Linked DNA regions of Homo sapiens: all the other regions are linked to region 1. A link is a contact called in ENCODE Hi-C or POLR2A ChIA-PET data. All regions are on one chromosome and are shown on one strand. Each heading gives the region's core, a stretch centred on a gene start or an enhancer-like site at or near the end of the contact. The rest is flanking DNA. Distances are from core to core; before and after follow the strand shown. Region 1 holds the start of PHLDA2 (pleckstrin homology like domain family A member 2). Region 2 overlaps OSBPL5 (oxysterol binding protein like 5). Region 3 holds the start of OSBPL5 (oxysterol binding protein like 5).

What was found. A loop is a pair of places that touch in the nucleus more often than their neighbours do. ChIA-PET counts read pairs that join two places held with the same protein, here RNA polymerase II (POLR2A). Pooled maps may share reads with other maps.
Region 2: a pooled map shows a loop between it and region 1 (2.3-fold over the local background). The contact joins the enhancer-like site here to the promoter of PHLDA2 in region 1. A Hi-C loop is called at or near these places in 3 of 50 pooled maps. POLR2A ChIA-PET finds 5 or more read pairs at or near these places in 2 of 52 experiments (BJ and MCF 10A).
Region 3: a loop to region 1 is called in a map of ascending aorta, with 3 times the contacts of the local background. The contact joins the promoter of OSBPL5 here to the promoter of PHLDA2 in region 1. A Hi-C loop is called at or near these places in 2 of 168 maps with a recorded cell type or tissue (ascending aorta and endothelial cell of umbilical vein) and 6 of 50 pooled maps. POLR2A ChIA-PET finds 5 or more read pairs at or near these places in 1 of 52 experiments (A673).

What each region holds. Positions count from the first base shown.
Region 1 is chr11:2,928,170-2,931,632 of GRCh38, forward strand. PHLDA2 (pleckstrin homology like domain family A member 2) reads right to left here and starts at 1,251. Exons shown (of 2, transcript NM_003311.4): 1 at 727-1,251; 2 at 104-498. The coding sequence starts at 1,195. The coding sequence ends at 737. RefSeq lists enhancers at 528-1,136, 1,137-1,746, 1,747-2,355.
Region 2 is chr11:3,123,365-3,126,666 of GRCh38, forward strand. OSBPL5 (oxysterol binding protein like 5) reads right to left here. Exons shown (of 22, transcript NM_020896.4): 3 at 3,109-3,191. Among named protein-coding and RNA genes, the nearest start is that of OSBPL5, 40 kb to the right of the region's middle. RefSeq lists a silencer at 1,075-1,369. Within about 2 kb of position 1,272, at least 21 of the 41 ENCODE cell types and tissues checked have a DNase peak (open chromatin) inside an H3K27ac peak, as active enhancers do.
Region 3 is chr11:3,163,508-3,167,090 of GRCh38, forward strand. It overlaps OSBPL5 (oxysterol binding protein like 5), which reads right to left and starts at 1,803. Exons shown (of 22, transcript NM_020896.4): 1 at 1,709-1,803. RefSeq lists enhancers at 1-541, 2,285-2,997.

The sequences.
Region 1 (3,463 bases), core at 1-2,500:
CCTCAGGACACACCAAGGAGCAGAAGGTAGCCAGGGTCAAGCCCCAGGGCACTTCCTGGCCTCTGGGGAGGCTGCTTGGAAAAGAGGGTGTGGACCAGGCCCAGCAGATGACACGATTCATTTATTCATTCAAAGCCGGTTCCCAGCGCCTTTCACACCAGCCCCGCAGGACTGGATGAGGGTGTCCTGCCCGCCCATTCCTGGGCCTCCACCCTCCCAGCAGGAGTCTCACTGAGCCACAGCCGGATGGTAGAAAAGCAAACTGGCCAAGTGATTTATTTGCAATGGGCACAGTGATGCAAAAACAAGATATTAAGACTATAAAATATGTGACTACAAAGAACCAGCGAAATAAATACATAGATATTAGATAGTCCAATAACTTAAGGCGCCCGTGCAACGGAGCGAGGATCCGCGCGCACGGGAAGTTCTTCTGCTGCAGGGCTGGAGAGCGCCGGCCACGTCCTAGCCTCGGTCCGACTCGTCCAGCGTATGGCCCTGTGGGGAAAGGACTGGGTCAGAGAGCTGTGCCAGGGCCGGTCCGGGTCCAGCCTGAGGGGCCCCGAGACCCTGACGCGAGGGGGCCAGCGCGATTGCGGGGCGCCGGGTCCCCCAAGGAGGTGCAGCGCCCCCGCCCCGCCGTCTGGGGTTGAAGTGGTTTTTCCCAAAGGCCCCGGTCCCGGCTGTTAGGGCGCAGGGCTCGCCGGGACGCGGGCAGTCACTCACCGCGGCGGGCTCATGGCGTGCGGGGTTTGGGCTGCGGGGATGGCCTGGAGGGCTCCGAGGGCTCGGAGGGTGCGGCGGCCGCGGCAGCCACGGCGTCCTCGGCGGGTGCGGCGGGTGCGGTGCGTTCCTGGCGGCTGCGAAAGTCCTGCAGGGCGCGGCGGTTCTGGAAATCGATGAGCGCCAGCGCGATGGCCGCGTTCCAGCAGCTCTCGCCCGCGCAGCGGAAGTCGATCTCCTTGTGGTCGGTGGTGACGATGGTGAAGTACACGTACTTGCCCGTGCGCTCCACGCAGTCCACCTTGAGGATGGAGTGGAAGCGCAGCTCCTTGGGGCGCGCGCGGGGGCTGGCGGGGAACAGGCTCAGGCGGTCGGAGGTGAGCACCCCGCGCTTCTTCTTCCATAGCTGGAAGAGGCTGTCGCTGCGCTTCTCCAACTCGCCCTCGCGTAGCACCTCGTCGGGGGATTTCATGTCGTGCCGAGCGCGGGACTGGGAGCGGCAATGCGGGCGGTGACGGCGCCGGCTCTGCTCCTCGTGGCCCCGGCGCGGCCTTTATAGCTGCCCCTCCCCGCCCCGCCCCTCCCCGCCCCGCCCCGGCCCTCGGGCCACCCCGCCCGCCTGAGCCCCGCGCGCCCCGGGCCATACCCTCCCCAAGCCCAGCCGTCCGGGCCCGCACCGTCGCGTCCGCGCTCTGGTCGGTCCCCGGCCGTCCCCTCCCATCTCAGAAGCCCGCGCTCCTCTTGCCCCCCGTGCCCCAGCTGTCCGGCCCCGTGGGGTGACTCGAGGTCCCGCCCCGCCCGGGCGCTCGCCCGCACCGTCTCGCAGGCCGGCCCCGCGGAAGAATGCGCTGCAGCCAGCCCTGCCCGCGATGACTCACGCCGGGGAGCCCCGGGAAGCACCCGCGGGCCCGGGGCCGGCCCACCGTGGGGAGACAGCCGGGACCAGACCTTCACCCTCCAGGCGCCCCAAGTCCAGCCCTGCCGCTCTCGGGCTCCCGGGGCAGAAGGAGGGTCGAGGCCCCCTTCCTTACTCCCGAGCCCTGGCCGTTCCGTCCTGTTCGGGGGCCTTTCCCAGGGCCGCCCAGAGACCCTCTCCGAAAGTGGCCCTGCCCTAGCGGACCGAGCTCCTATCTTGCCACCCACGGGCTGCGCCAAGAACGACCACCTCTCTTAGCCTCGGTTTTCGCTTCTGTGAAATGGGAACAGTAACCTTTGCTGGATTAGGGAACACGTGGAAAGGGCTAGACCAGCAACCCATAGAGCTCAGAAAATGGAAGGGGAAGAGGAAGCCCGTTCTCCTCCCTGCGCCCTCGTAGTGTCCCGAACTGGGGTACGGACTGCTCCGACCGCGCCCCCACGACCCGGACCGGAGAGAGGTCCCAGGAGCTGAGGGGTTCGGGCTGGGCCGCGACGCCCGCTCTCTGGGATCAGCCTGGGGGCGAGGGTCGGCGGGGGCGGCTGAGTCATCGCTTTCCAGCTGGGCAGACGGGCGGTTTTATTTACCCTCTTCCTTTAAAGGGTTTAATAGACAGGAAGCGAAAGCCGGCTCTTCCCGGGTTCCCAGGGGTGGGGGTGGAGCCGGCCGAGAGGACCCCAGAGACCCCGGCTACTACTCCACGTCTCCCACCTTCCCGCACCCCTGCCCCCTAGCTGCGCCCTGGGGTGGTTACAGCAGGAAGTCCCAACTCTGGGGTCAGAATTGGCCTCAATGACGGGGCTCACGCAAAATGAAAACGAGAGTCCCCTGATTCAAAATGTATTTAAAATGTCAAGACAGTGGCAGCAGAGCGTAAAACCCAGACCTGGGACCAGCCCTACCTCCACCTGCCCTTCAGGGTCACTGTAAAGGATAAAGAGACGTCCGGCTCAGAGGAGCGCCCCAGACCCGGTTCTGTGAATGGCATGCAGGTAGCAGCTGCCCGGTGGTCCCACCGGTGTGGCCAGAGGACCTGGCAGTGGGCAGGGATGTGGTGTGGAGGGGCAGTGCCGGCAGAGGGCAGGGTTGGGCTGTGCCAGGGTTCTGGCCTGGGAGTGAGACACCTGCCTGGGGCCGGCGGGTCAACACTGCCCCCTACCTGACACCTGTCCTTGCAGCAGGGCTGGGATCCTGTGGTGAGGGAGCAGCAGGTAGGGTGGGTGGGTGAGGGGAGGTCAGCCTTTGGCGGGGAGAGGGGATTCGAGCATTGTTCCGGAGAGGCTGCAGGAAGGATTCGGACTCTGGTGTCCCTTCTTTTGCTTCCAGAGGGCCCTGGGCTGCCGGACAGTGGGACCTGGGCAAGAGGCACCTCTGGGCAGTGGGAGACCAGGAGAAGCGGCCGGGGGCAGAGCGCTCTGTCACTGCGCCAGCCCACAGGTGCCTGGAACACCTCCAGGCCCACCAGCCTGCCTACCCCATTGAGGGGCCAGCCAGTGGAACTTCGGCTCCAGGCAAATCCCCCGACACTCGTGGTTGCTTAAGCACCTACTGTGTGCCTGCAGGCCTGGCTGGTGCTGGGACCCCAGAGGAGGGGAGAGGAATCCCTCTAAACCCCAGGGGCACAGCAGGTACATGAGGATGGGGATAGGGGTCGGGGGTACTGGAGGCCAGGAGGACAGCTTGGAGGACTCTGTGGGGAGGGCGTGCCCTCGAAGATTCCAAGGAGACCTTGAAGGGCCAGTGGTGCCCGTATGCCACCACTGTGCCCAGCCTCCACCTAACCCAGAGAACTCCCCAAAGTGGGCACTCCAGCCCCTGTTCCAC
Region 2 (3,302 bases), core at 22-2,521, 200 kb after region 1:
CACAAGAATAATTTGTGAGATGTGAAAATTATATGAAATTCAAATGAGGAGTCCATAAATAAGGTTTTCTTGGCACATGGCCAGGCGATCCGGCAGGCGTTGTCTGTGGCTGTTCTCGTGCTTGGATGGCTGTGCTGAGTACCTGGAACGGAGCCTGCGCCGCGGCGGGGCCTAAATGCCGTCTGGCCTTTTCCAGAGAAAGCGTGCCCGCCCTGCCCTGCTCTGGCTGGGCGTCTGCGGGTGCTCAGCACTTTCCAGCGGAGCCTCTAGGGCGAGGAAAGCCTCCCTCAGGCCTTCTCCTGGCTAGAAGCCCTGGGCGCTGGGGACTGCCCCCACCCCAATCATGATGGTGCTAAGTACAGAGCTAAAGCCTTGTCTGCTGGGGCACCAGGTCCTGTTCGGGTGCTGCCTGTATTCATCCCCCTCATTCTCCAGCCATGCATAAGGTGGGGCCGGTTATTGTCCCTATTTTATTTCTGTGCCTGGGAAATCAAGGCACAGAGAGGTGGAGAGCTAGCAAGGGGCAGGGCATGGAACCGTTCCACGGACTGGCGGTCCTGGCAGCACTGGGCACCAGGCTTGGCCTTAGGCACTGAGGTTAGAAAGTAAAGATGCCAGTGTCCTGCTCTTTCAGGGAGAGGCAGACCAGCCACCAGCACGCAGAGGCGGGAGGAGCCAGGGGTCAGGTGAGCGCTGCGGTTCTGCGTTCTGTGCATGGATGTAAGCACGTTAGATCCCACAGCTCAGGTCATCGTTGTTATTCTCAGCATTGTACAGAGGAAGAGCCTACGCACAGAGAGGTTCAGAAACCTGCCCAAGGTCACACAGCTAATAAGGAGCTGAGCTGGGACTGAACCCAGGCAGTGTTGCTCCATTGTGGCACTTTCTTAGCCAAGTAAGAGCATTCAGGATCACAAGAAGAAAACGGCACAAGATGGGGTGCCTGGGGGGCTCTGACTTGGAAGCAGTCTTTGGGCTGACGATGAGTGATAAGGAGGAGGCAGATCTGAGTGACGAGGCATATGCTGGACCCTGGCCAGTTGACAGGCCTCCAGGGACCCAGGCTGGCAGAGAAGGTGTCCTAAGTTGCCCTCCTGGGAGTCCCCTGAGCCAGGATCTTGTTCATGATGCCCTTAGTTACCTTGGCACATGGTGTTCCCAGCCTGGAATGCTTTTCCCTGTGGCTGGGTAGCCCCTGCTCCTTTCTTTCTCAGGCTCCCTGAGCTGCTTCCCCAGAAGCAGGACAGCTCATATCCCTGCTGGCACAGGTCCTGGTGACACACACCACCCTTGGCCCGCCCAGGACTTTTGCAATACAACCACGCAGCCGTTTCTGTGGTGAACTGATGATTGTCTGTGGCTTCCACCAGGGGAGGGTTCTACCCTACTGCCCATTCACACCGGCAGCTGGGGGCTTAGCAAGCATCTCGAATGAATGAATGGATGAATGGATGGATGGATGGATGGATGGATGGACGCATGAACCTGCTGCCAATTCCCCTCTGCCCAGCTTCCCACTAGATGCAGCTGAATGGGGCTGTGTGTATTTGAGGCAACAGGGGAAGAGAGAGGCAAGACCGCATGGCATGGGATGGAGCACTTGCAACCCCTGCTCCCCAACTGGGCAGGACCCTTGGGTCTGGTCACTGCAGCCCCTGCAGCCCCAGCACTGCAGAGAGTGCCTGCCCACTCCTCCCTCCTGCAGGCCAGGTGGGTACCCCGTCCAGGCATGCCAGGTCCTCTGCTCACTCCTCAGTGCTACTGTGCATCAGTGACAGTGCCATAAGGAGGCACCTGAGAGATGAGAAGTGCTGCTCAGAACTGTGAACTTCAGGCTGACCAGAACTTTGCAACCTATGAAAATTCCTTAAAAATATAATTTAGAACCACCTACGGAATGGGAGGAAGTAGTCGCAAATCATGTATCGGATAAGGACCTAGTATCCAAAATGCATAAAGAACTCTTGCAGCTCAGCAACAAAAAGGCAAACAACCCATTCCAAAAATGGACAAATAACTGGAATAGACATTTCTCCAAACAGGACATACAAATGGCTAATGGGTGCACGAAGATGTTCAATGTTATCCGTCATTAGAGATGCAAACTGAAGCCGCAGTGAGATGCTACTTCATACCCGCTAGGATAGCTATAAAAATAACACAAAAAAGAACAAATCACGCCTGTAATCCCAGCACTTTGGGAGGCCGAGGCGGGTGGATCATGAGGTCAGGAGATCAAGGCCATCCTGGCTAACACGGTGAAACCCGTCTCTACTAAAAATACAAAAAAATTGGCCGGGCGTGGTGGCGGGCGCCTGTAGTCCCAGCTACTCGGGAGGCTGAGGCAGGGGCATGGTGTGAACCCGGGAGGCGGAGCTTGCAGTGAGCCGAGATCGCGCCACTGCACTCCAGCCTGGGTGACAGAGCGAGACTCCGTCTCAAAAAAAAAAAAAAAAAAATACAAAAAATTGGCCGGCCGTGGTGGCGGGCACCTGTAGTCCCAGCTCCTCGGGAGGCTGAGGCAGGAGAATGGCGTGAACTTGGGAGGCGGAGCTTGCAGTGAGCTGAGATTGTGCCACTGCACTCCAGCCTGGGTGACAGAGGGAGACTCCATTTCAAAGAAAAAGGAAAAAAGAAAACAACAAATCAGAAAATAGCAAGCGTTGGTGAGGATGTGAGGAACTGGAGCCCTTGTGCACTGTGGGTGGCCATGTAAGATGGTGCAGCCGCTGGGAAAGGAGTTTGGCAGTTCCTCCAAAAGTTAAACAGACAATTTTGAGAGTTCTATATTATCCTGGAATTACCATGTGACCTAGCAATTCCAATTACTCTAGGTTTATACCTGAGAGAACTGAAAACTGATAGTCAAATACACGTGCACACATGTTCACGGAAGCATTTTTCATGACAGCTATATGGTGAAAACAGCCCAAATATCCACCAGCAGCCCTCCCGGAGCAGCACAGTCTAGGATTGGGAGCTGTTTCCCCCGAACAGGCTGGAATGGCAGGCTCAGCTGGACGCCCTGCTGTCCTTTTCCCCAGCCGTTTCCTGCTGTCCCCAGAGCCAGGCTCTGGCTCATGGATCCTCCTATACCCAGGCTCTTACCGGTGGCACCTTCGTGGCAGAGCTTGGGGTCGGGGGCCCTTCATCCCTGGGCAGCGACGGGCCGTTGGGCTCCATGTCCTTCCCTGCAAGAGAGCAGTGGGAGTGAGGACCCAGGCATGGTGGCGTGGCCAGGCTTCTCAGGCCGCTGCCTGGTGTGAGGCAGGCGAAGCGTGGGTGCGGATGACCTGGGAGGG
Region 3 (3,583 bases), core at 553-3,052, 240 kb after region 1:
CAATCCTGGGTAGGGGTTGGGTGGGGGGGGCGGTCTTGCGTTGGTATTCTGTAAAGAGCTGAAAGCAGTCCTTTGAAGAACATGGCCTATTCATGGCCCAATCTGGACCCAGAAAGGAGCCTCCACTGGACATGCAGGATGGCTGCCCGGGGTTCGACATCTGCAGGGCAGCCTCTCTGAGACCAGGCCCAGGACTGCAGGTCAGAGGCTCCTCATCCGGCCTATCTGCTGTGTCACCTTTCTTAAACACAGCCTGGCAAGACAGACACACGCGGTGCCTGCCTCCTGGCACCCCAGGCCAGCCCCACACGCGTGCAGGCAGACAATAGGATCTGCAGTTCTGGAGCCTGAGACCAGAAGGGAGCAGCTGGGCACATGATGCCACCCCAGGTTGCCACAAACCTGCCCGATGCCTGCAAAGCCCCCACTCACCTGGCAGGTTCAAGGAACAGCAAGGCCCTGTGTACCAAGGAGGTGGGATAAAAACGTGCAGAGGGGCCTTACTCCTGGGGTTGGGGAGCAGAGTTTCTGTTCAGTCTGGGATCTGGATCAGCCCTGGTGCAGGCAGACCCAAGAGCATCTATCTAGGATCCCAAAGGCTGGCCCACTTCTCCAGGCTTTGGGAGGCTGTATCAGGTGGGGTGGGACCCTTACAGAAGTCTTCCTGTAAAAGGCACCTTGAAGAGACTGGGGCAGACACACAGAGGGGAGCAAGTTGCGAAACGGCAAGAGAGGAAATCCACCCAGCCGCTTCGGCGGGGCAGACCCGCTCAGCCCAAGGATGAGGGAGGGGCTGGGCTCAGCCCAGGGACGAGGGAGGGGCAGGTAAGCCCACCCTGTGACCCCTCCATACCCCCAGGAGTCACCCCAAACCCTAACTCCAGTTGGCTTCTGACAGGAGGCAGCCCAGCGGTCTGGGTGGGGGTTGGGGGCGGTGCCTGGGAAGCCCAGGACGGGCCTGTTGCCCGGGGGGCTGCAGACTCCAGCCTCCTTCCTGCCTGCCCCACCCTCCTGCACCCCGCTCCCCGGGAGGAATCTTCAAGTGCACAAGACCCTCTTGAGGACTCAGGCACCTCAACAATCCCTAAGGCTCCACATCTTCAGGGGGTCAGTGCCCCAGAGATGGGGGCTGTGGGCAAGGTCCTTCCCTAGCCTGTAATCCAGGCAGCCCCCTGACTCTGCGGACTCAGACACAGCAGTCCTCCCAAGCCCGCAGCTGGGACGCCAGACTCAGATCCCAGACCCCCTGCAGACCCATCAAGACCTGGCTCCTTGGAGCCCGCGTCGGCCGAGCTGGGGGGACAGACCCCCTGATTGGCCAGGGTTTGTGGTGGTCAGACCCAGCCACCTTCCCTGGCGGTCCCGGCTCCTTTAAGCCCCACCAAGTGGGGAGCCGAGCTGGGCGCGCCGCTTCCCACTCGCGGGCCCCACCCGCCCCAACCCGCCAGGCGCCGACCCGTCCTGGCCCGGGGCGCCCCCAGGCTCCCGCGCTCCCCAGCTCCCCAGCGCGCGACCGGCCCCGCGGCGTGGTTCCCCGCACTGGCTACTGCCAGGGTCCGCGGGGCTGCGGCGCGAGCTCCTGGATCCCTTCGGCCGGCCCCCCGCGGCCCTCGGTTCGCTCCGGCCCTGCCCGGCGGGGCCCTCCGGATCCTTCCCAGCCCGCCATCCCCCCGCCGCCCTGCCGCCCCCCGGGCCGCCGCGCTCCTACCTCCTACCGTGCCGCGAGCTCGGTGCTCCGGGCCGGCCGGGCGCGCGGGGGCTCCACTGGCGGCGCGGGCCTGGCTGCAGGAAATGCCAGCAGATGGTCCCCCCGCGCGAGGCGGAGCGAGGGCGCGGCGGAGGGAGGAGGCCCAGGGAGCCCGGAGGCGGGAGGAGGAGGCGCGGCGGCCGCAAAACCCGGGCCGAATCGCCGCGCGGAGCGGGCGCCCAGGGGCTGCCCCCCACCGGCTGCCGCTTCTCCTCATCCCCCAACCCCCCGCGCGCGCTCCGGGGCTCACACCCACCCGGGCGGCCAGAGGTCGGGACACTCCGCTGAAAATGGCCAGGAGGCTTGGCGGGGTGGGCAGCGGTGAGTGGGGTCAGCTTCGTGGGGTTCTCCAACTTAGGGGTGCAGGCCCCCAGCCCACCCTAGCCAGGGTGCGAGGCGCCTCCTCTCCCTTCCTGAACCCAGGAAACTGTCGCCGTTTCTCCCCGTCTCAGGAGCCATCAGAACACAAGAGGAGCCCCAGACATCTGAGCCCGTTGTCCCTGCCCCTTATGTGCTAAGAAGGACCCTCAGTCACACTCTAACTGTACGTCTTTCTCAGGACCCTTTTGACAAGAACCTCCCCTCATGTGCATTTCTTCCTGTGTTTTCTCCTCACCTTCTTCTACCCCCCAGAGACCTTTTTAGACCCCTCAGTTCTCTTGTATATAAAAGACATTCTAATTCCCCTAAACAGCATCCCCTTGGGAGCTGAGAAGTCCTCCCCTGGCCCCTGGCTCCCTGCCTGTAGACCCTAAATTGGGTGTGGGCCCAGGGCTGGCCCCAGGGCGTTTGCATCCCTAGTGTCCAAGCCTGAGGTGCACTGCAGGTCCTTCCTATGGTATGTCCCCAAATGACCAGAAAAACTGGGAGCTGGGCTCGGGCATCCCCAGATGTAGGTAGACCCCAAGAGGGCGTGGAGTCTTTTCCACACAGAACCTTAACAGGGACAGAACTGACCCTCCGCAGAGAGCCCTGGGCTCCTCCCCAGGCAGAACTGCCACTGACACGTGTGTTTCTACGGTTTCACGCTGCAGTTGCATTCGGGAGGCCGCAAGCCTGGCTATCATGGGCGTCTGCAAGACCTCCCAGCAGGGCTGCGGAGGGCGAGCGGCCCAGGAAGGCTCCTTCCAGCACCTGAAGGGGGAACGGCACAGCATGCAGGTGCTCTGCCCACAACAAGCCAGACCCCTTCCCGTCTCAGCCCTGGCCTTGCCCACCCCGTTAGACAAGTTGGTGGGTATCCTCCTGGGGATAGCAGCACCAGCCGCTTGTGTGCGGATCACAGGAACCCACGGCTTACGGAGGCGAGTGGGCTGATCGGACTTGCCCTAAGCTTACCCCCAGGGCTAGCATTGCCATTCCATAGTCACCTTGTGAGGCCTTGGGATGCAGAACTGCTCAGTCAAGATGCTCAGGGCCATGGTGGGACCCTGCTCCGCGTGGCCTGTGGCAGGCGGCCTCTGCCTCTGCAGGAGAGGGTCTGTGCAGCTGGGATCCACATACAACTGCTGGGTCTGCTCTTTGAAGACTCCGCCCAAAGCTGAGGTGCTGCTGCCTGGTAACTTGCTGGTTGCTGGAGCCAATCCAAAGGGAATTAGGGAAGAAAACAAAGCCCCTATCCCTAGGGCGGAGGTCTCAGGGGCGGCAGTAGGGAAGGTTGCCAGTTGCTTGATGCTGGCTGTCCAGGGCCTGGGTTTCATGAAATGACACTGCTGAGGGCAGAGGTCAAAAGTCAAAGAGGCACCTGAGGGTGGGGGAAGGGGCCATAGATGACAGCAGGGTGGGGCTGGGGTGGAGCAGGACGAGGGTTGAGCCTCTCACTGGGTAGTGTCTGAC